3 separate regions of the Mus musculus genome follow, and all the other regions are linked to region 3. A link is a loop called in an ENCODE intact Hi-C map of the cell type or tissue named here. Cell type or tissue: left cerebral cortex. All regions are shown on one strand.

What was found. Peaks named below come from ENCODE experiments on the same cell type or tissue, not always from the same donor. Only the 100,000 strongest peaks of a DNase experiment are listed, where the experiment ranks them.
Region 1: a loop joins it to region 3, with 4 times the contacts of the local background. A loop is called at or near these places in 6 of 42 quality-filtered maps.
Region 2: a loop joins it to region 3, with 10 times the contacts of the local background. A loop is called at or near these places in 2 of 42 quality-filtered maps.

Annotation. Positions count from the first base shown.
Region 1 is chrX:83,739,341-83,741,840 of GRCm38, reverse strand. All of the region lies in intron 17 of Dmd (dystrophin, muscular dystrophy), which reads right to left. Among named protein-coding and RNA genes, the nearest start is that of Gm46696, 140 kb to the left of the region's middle. In left cerebral cortex, a CTCF peak has its summit at 1,096 (motif pointing right); a DNase peak (open chromatin) is centred at 1,112.
Region 2 is chrX:83,786,275-83,788,774 of GRCm38, reverse strand. Dmd (dystrophin, muscular dystrophy) reads right to left here. Exons shown (of 79, transcript NM_007868.6): 21 at 2,460-2,500. Among named protein-coding and RNA genes, the nearest start is that of Gm46696, 96 kb to the left of the region's middle. In left cerebral cortex, a CTCF peak has its summit at 1,166 (motif pointing right); a DNase peak (open chromatin) is centred at 1,172.
Region 3 is chrX:82,816,131-82,818,630 of GRCm38, reverse strand. It overlaps a transcript of Dmd not described here. Among named protein-coding and RNA genes, the nearest start is that of Gm24470, 130 kb to the right of the region's middle. In left cerebral cortex, a CTCF peak has its summit at 1,405 (motif pointing left); DNase peaks (open chromatin) are centred at 1,395, 1,834 and 2,177; H3K4me3 peaks cover 1,490 bases; H3K27ac peaks cover 1,045 bases.

The sequences.
Region 1 (2,500 bases), 920 kb before region 3:
AAACCTGATGTTACATATTCTTACATTGTTTTCATATTCCAAATGCATTAATTTATTCATTCTTCAACATTAACATTCCTATCAAGAAACCTATTCCTTGTTGTCTCACATGTACTTGTAGTTTTAGATGTGTAGAATTAAGCCCATTTTCCACAAAACTATACATTTTAATACAGTAAAATTTAATGATTCTAGATTGCAATAAATGCAATTTTGAAAGCTACTAATATATGTAATTTAGTAGAATTCACTTTATCCCAACGTAGGCCTATTCACTGTGGGTTTAAATTTGAATTTGTCCAAAGTATTGTCCATCAAATCGGATTATCTGCATTATTAATTATGGACAACAAATTACATAAGATGAGTTCTTTTTGTGATATATTCCACAGAATGTAATGTCAGTGCTTTAGTATTTTAGCTAATTAAGGGTAGGAAAGTCCCTGAGTTACATGTCATTGGTGTTTTCATCTTTTCTTGTTAGAAAGCTGAATGCACTACAAAGTCAAACTTCTGCTGAAAGAGATTATACTTAGTCAAAGTATTTCATTATCTGATAGATAAGAATGTCTTAATAATCTCCTGGTCTAAGCTGAATATCAAACCTTAATCACTTAAGATCCCAGCCTAATGTGTAATTCTAATATGTGACATGATTTTGAGAAGTCACTTTCACATCTTCTACTCATATAATATTTATGGGAACTATCTCAAAGTTTAAAACTAAATAAAACCTCTAAACTGTTAAAGTTAGTGCTAGCTATAACAGAATAATTAGTCATAATGAAAACAAATATGGAAATAGTATAAAAAGTGTGTGGCTCAGAAGACTGACAAAAAAATGTTGCTAAGCACAGATGACTCAAGACTGGTTTACATCTTTCATAAATTTTAAAGTCCTTATAAAACACAAATATGTGAAAAAAATAACCTTAACAATAGGTAACATGAGTATTACCTTATGTGGTATATGTATATGTGACATGCTGTCATAGTAAGGACTCTATTCTTGTGCAATTTAATATGCCTAAGTTGAAACTACATTTAGTTAAAAATTCTATTGGAAATGTTAATGTCCTTGTGAAAAGATATGAATCACTAGAGGGCGCACCTTCCCTTTCAAAACTAGGCATCTCTTTAGCTTTTCTTTCATTTTCTTATCTGCATAAAGGTAATATGGTGACAAATGGATTTTTCCTGGAGGCTTTCTTATACAGAAACATAAAATGTCCAAAGATAAAGGTAAAATTGTGTGCAAAGAACATGTTAGTAAGACACCTTCAGATATAGAGCTAAAATGCTTTCAGCCATTTATAAAACAAAAGAATCTTGAAGTCCTAACACATACAATAACTCCAAAAAAATCCTTCCACATAATTTAAACTCTTCTCAACACGCAGGGAAATAATCATAATGCAGACACCATTATTGTTTTGTGTACAGTAGCCAGTAACCAAAGGTATGGTTCCTGGGTCATTGATTCATCTAATCTCTAAACAGTGTATAAATAAATGGATTATCACACTCGGTCTGTGTGCCTGTAACTGCATCCATGTATTATACAAGTTAAGTCTTACTAGATGTAAGATAAACTAACTTAAAGGAAGAAAAGAAGGGGAAAATAGAGTTTCAGGATTTTTAACCAAATTAAATGTTTTTGTGAAGGAAAAGATTGCTTTTATTTTTTAATATGGATCATTTGAATTCCCATATGGAACCTTGGCTATTATTCTTCATAGTTTTCACAAAGCTATAGACAACTATGATAAATATTAATTCGTGTATATAAAGCCTGTATTAACTGTGTTCTTCACTGAGTGCTTGGCGGGAATGAAATCATGCTTTATTGTTCTTACTTCCTCGCATGTCAGCTTAGTTGCACATGTTTCAGTTTAGTGTTAAGGGCAACAACAGCAAAACCATAAATCAAGAAAGCTAAAACAAAGACAAAAACTTAGGAAAGTAACCTTATCCATTTTAATTTTTATCACAAGTGCCCATGGGACACATATGCTCATACCTCTTTTTGTAATAAGATTAATTGGAACAGATCCATGATTATCATTTTTATAGACTTTTTGGCTACCTTTTTATTATGTTCTGGCTATTAGAGCTAATTTGAACCATTGTAAAAGAGAGAGTGTAATATACAAATCCCCCGAATGCTTCTCTGTTTCTTTGGAGTAAAAAGAGATGCTGATTATTTTCCTGTTTTGTGTAACGTAGGAGGGATGGCTTCTCCCTATACATTTGAAAAATTAGATTTATTTATTCTTTGAGTAGCAGTGGAAATTGGGTGTCAGTTCACATCCAAAGGTGAGAGGACAAATTGTAGAAGTGGTTTATCTCTTCCAATCTGGTAGGTCCAGTGAGTTTGCTTATTTTTTATACAAATGAACTGGAGGGAATGAAACTGAAAAAAAGTTATTTGATTGCATTGCCCAGAACATGGATCATCCATCTTTGCAGCAAGCATGTATACTTGCTGGGCCATCATTTT
Region 2 (2,500 bases), 970 kb before region 3:
TCTTTTTCCAGAAATATGGATATAGTTATCCAATTCACTTCAATTACACTAAATAAATATTTTACCAGGCACTCATGGACATAGCAAATGTCAAACTAAACTGGTCCTCATCCTTCTGGTAGTAAACTAGGTCTTTCTGACTTCCTTTATTTTTCCTGGACTCTTCTTTAACCTTGGTCAAATTCCCTAGTTGCTGTTCCTCTCAAAACACTTTCTCTAACTTAGTACATAGAGAGCACTTGGTTATGTTATATGTTATGTTCAAAGGACATCTCTCTAGTATTATATTTCCTAACTCTTGTATTATTACAACCTTTGATAGTATCATTCAGATTTTTTTGTTTCAATGATCTATTTTCAAAGTTTCATAAGGACATAAATACTGTTTTAAGTATTCAATGCTGAATATTTTTGTTGCACAAACCATAATTTGCTAACTCAATTTATTTGCAAATGAATCAAGATCAATGACTTGTGATCATCAGTAATTATGCCATGATAAGGGCATAGTAAACAGCTAGACACTGAAATTAACAGAATGTATGTTATAATTTGGTATACTTTTCTTTTGCAATGTATTTCATATTTGGTTCAATAGGTGTTTTCCAGAAGAGTAGGCAAAATTATTAGAAATACTCTTATACATATAATTGTGTGGCAAATGTGTTCTCCCTGTGCCCCATTGAGCCTTTCCTTCTAGCCCATCTACATGACTTTTGACACTTGACCACCCAGTTGATTCCAAGGACACACTAGGCTGGGACTCAGGTATGGAAACACAAGTCAGGAAAGATTTACAAATAATTTTCGTGTGTACACCAATGATTATATGGCATGACGATTATATCAATGAGTACTTAATCAAAATAAATAGTAAATTTTTACATTATAGTAACATAAAATCTCAGCTATCAATATGGCTATGCCTGAATCCTTTCAACTGAAGATTGAACCTAGTAGGCATATGAGAATTAAAATAACTTTCCAGTTAGTTAAGATGATCAGATATAGAATACCCTTTCCAATTATTTGATTTTAAAGGAAATTTATGTATTCATGAAAAAATAAAATATAGTGATGCTAAGATGAATGAAAAACTAGGTTATTAAAAAAATATATATATTTTTGCTCATTTGAAGCTCATCTGCAAATATGTTGCAATCCACTAGAGGGAGCTGATATCATTTTAAAGTTTTACTGACTGATTTCCTAAGAGAAAAATAAAACCTTTAGTAAAACTGTTTTACAAAGTAGAAGAAGAAAAAAAAAAGCATATTATAAACTTAATTTTATTTAAACAAAATGAAGCTAGAAAAGCTAGAAAGGCTTCATTCATATCCAAATTCTCTAGAAATGTTTTGTTTTTGTTTTTGTTTTTGTTTTTTGTTTGTTTGTTTGTTTGTTTTTTGAGACAGGGTTTCTCTGTGTAGCCCTGGCTGTCCTGGAACTCACTTTGTAGACCAGGCTGGCCTCAAACTCAGAAATCTGCCTCCCGAGTGGTGGGATTAAAGGCGTGGGACACCATACCAGGCTCTAGAAATGTTTTAAATACCTTTTTTTAAAAAAAATATTTACAAAGGCAATCAAGAAGAAAATGCATGCATTATTGCTCTACTTTTATCTTCTATTTCATTAAGAAAACAAAGAAAATAAAAAGAGGATTTATGTAATTACTGAGTTCCAAAAGTAAAATATAGCCCAAAGGATAATTTGTCCTTTCCTAAGATTCAGTTCCCACAAGGATGTAGTTCTCAGATGACCTGACAGAGCATCAAAAGATACCTGTACAAATATCTCCACCTACACAAAAAAAATATTGTGAAAGTCTACTGAACTGGTCCTTTATTTTTAACAATGCTCAAAACTCCTGATTCTGGAATTCATAACCCACCATGGAGAAGTTATATCTGTAAAATTATGGTTTATTTGCTTTTATCCAAAAGCATCAGAATATTGAAGGTGAAAAAAGATACATTTTCTTGTACAATGTGAGTATTTTGTCATTTGTTAGTGGAAAGAGGAAAATTCCATTGTTTTTAGTTCTTAATATTTTATTAACACATAACCCATTAAAAGAATCGGACTGAAGGGGATGAAGGGCTTTGCAACCCGGTAGAAGGAACAGTAATATCAACCAACCAGATACCCCAGAGCTCCCAGGGACTAAATCACCAACCTAGGAGTACACATGGAGGGACCCTTGACTCTAGCTGCAAATGTAGCTTGTTAGGCACTAATGGGAGGAGAGGCCCTTGGTCCTGGGAAGGCTAGATGCTCCAGTGTAGGGGAATGCAGGGCCAGGAGGTAGGAGTGGGTGGGGCAGGTGGGAGAACACCCTCATAGTAGCAGTGGGAGGGGGGATGAGATAGAGGGTTTAGCCTTGGGGGACTGGGAAAGGGGATAACATTTGAAATGTAAATAAAGAAAATATCCAATTAAAAAAAAGTGTTTTTACTTACTTGTCTGTAGCTCTTTCTCTTTGGCCCTCACACCATCAAAG
Region 3 (2,500 bases):
GTATATTTATTTGTTCTACTTCACAGTAAGGTATCTATTCTGATAGTTTTAGGTCCTGCATATTAATATTTCACAGAACAAGAAGGCCCAAGGATATGGTCAAAAAGCATATTCTTACAGATGAAGTTCAAGTCATATAAAAGCCAGTATTCTAGAGCTCTTACAACTCTCCTATGTGAAGTTTTCTTTCTGATTTGCAATGCTTCAGTAAGTGAAACAATAAGTGCAGGACAATATAACAAGCTTATATTTATTCACCAGTCTATTATATCAAACAGTAATCATTTCTTCACCCTGTCTGTATGTGCACCAACAGTAATTTTACCAAGTTAAGAAAACAGAACATTGAAGAATTGTGTATGCTATTCCTTTCCCTAGACCACCGCATCCTCTTCAGAAATACCTAGTTAACAGTAGTGATGGAAAATATTGCTCATTTGTCAGAAAAATTATTTCTAGTTACAAGCAATTATTTAATTCTCCTACCTTATTTATATACTTCCCTTTTTAAATTATTGCTTGCTATCTCCTGGACGAATTTATGTTCTTTTATTTTTAAAGAATTGAGAAAAAAATTCAAGATTGTGTGTATGCATGTTCTCTCTCTTTCTCTCTCTCCTTCTCTCTCTCTCTCTCTCTCTCTCTCTCTCTCTCTCTCTCTCTGTGTGTGCATGCATATGTGGTCTGTTTCTTTTACCCTTTTCATTTGTAAAAGATGGATGGTATGAGAATGGGAGAATAATAGGATGGAGGGAAACAAACCTTCCAAAGCATATTTCTTAGATGATAGTCTCTCCTCCAACTCATCTTTCCAGATGAAGTATGTGTGGCACACTAAAAGGCAGCAAGTGTATCACAAGTGGAAATTTCAGTGGACGGGGTCCTCAGTAAGAGGGAACCAAAGGGCATTTTTTTTTTAAATTGGGAAATACATAGTGGTGCTACATGAGGTTTTTACTTAAAGAAACAAATAATTGCTTTTCTCACACAAATGCTGTAGGGGGAAAAATACAATATGTGCTTGTACAAACAGGAATATCAACAGCCATTTCTAAAATCTATCCATTTTAGGGTTTGGAAATATATGCAGATATATATCCTATTTCATTTTGTCCCACCTGCCTTTCACATTCTCTGTTTTTATGCATTTCTATCTTTTAAAAAAAAATGTTTTTCCCTGTATTACTTCAGAAGCCACAGAATTAAGCAGTTGGGATTTGGAGACTGTACATTGCCTCGCTTTGCATGCTGACGGTATTCCAGAGCCAGAAAGATCGGCAAGCATTTCTAAAACTCTTAAGATGCATTTGTCAGAGAGGGTGTACTGCCTGCTTTTTTCAGGTGTGTGGCCCAAAGCCTGTAAGATTTCATTAATAATCAACAACTGGTGCCACCTAGTGTCTGTCCTTCCCAGTCATCAGCAGAACCAAATAGCAAGCGCTTCTTAAGTCACAAATGAAGGAAGCATAGACTACAAACTAATAAAAGAACTCACAGTTTGGGGAGTCCAGTGGCTGATTTAAATTTCATTATCTCCATTCAAATCCCCCCTCCACCTTTTGTAAGTAACTATGGTAACAACAGTGCAGTATGAGTGAGCAGGAAGCTCACATTTTTCATAGGAGACAATTCACAAAAGAAGAGTTCTACTAAAGAATTTAGGACAAGAGTGTCTCCCCAACTACCACTTAAAATCACAAAGAAAAGTTGAGAAATGAACATGAGAGGGGAAGGAAGTATTTTAAACAATATTTAGATACCATTAAGATTTTGGCTTCTAGCGCAAATCAGCACTGATTTGGATGCAAAATTCTGTTAGTCTTTGAGTGCCTCAAATATCAATCAAGTATTAGGACAGACCATACAGGACTCAATCGTACTTCGAAGAAATAATCAGACTTTAAAAGCCATATTATTAAAACCGTTGCTGCTAATTGCACATCTTGAAAACTATTTTCATTGCTGCTATACAAATGAATTATGAATGACACAGATGACCCCATTCTGTATGCTTCAAGGTTAAAAAAGTACTCTTCAAATTCTTGCTTATTTTTCCAAACATATGCTAGTAATTAATTTGAATGAATACAAACAAGTATAATTAGCCTGCCAGTTTGCAATTGGTTCACTGATATTTAAATACATGTTAGCTCACTCTTTCTAAGAGGAATACGTAATTGAAAAACATGAACTAACATTCAGAAGAAAAAAAAAGTTACATAACAGCCAGTGGCGTTCTTAGACCAGTCTGACTGGGATATTACAATTACTAGAAAAAAGATCCACTGCCTGGGAGCAACACTGTGTATACTAAAAGGTCACATAAGATATTTGTGTATAATAGTCTATTAACTTGGGTAATTTAGCAACTTGGGCTACTAAGGAGATAGGGTAGAGAGCTGAAAGCTTCTGTATTACTTAGTGAAAAATCATGCTTTTCCTACTCAAGAAAATCTATTTCTATATTATTTGACATCTATTTTAAGCAATCACTTGTTAA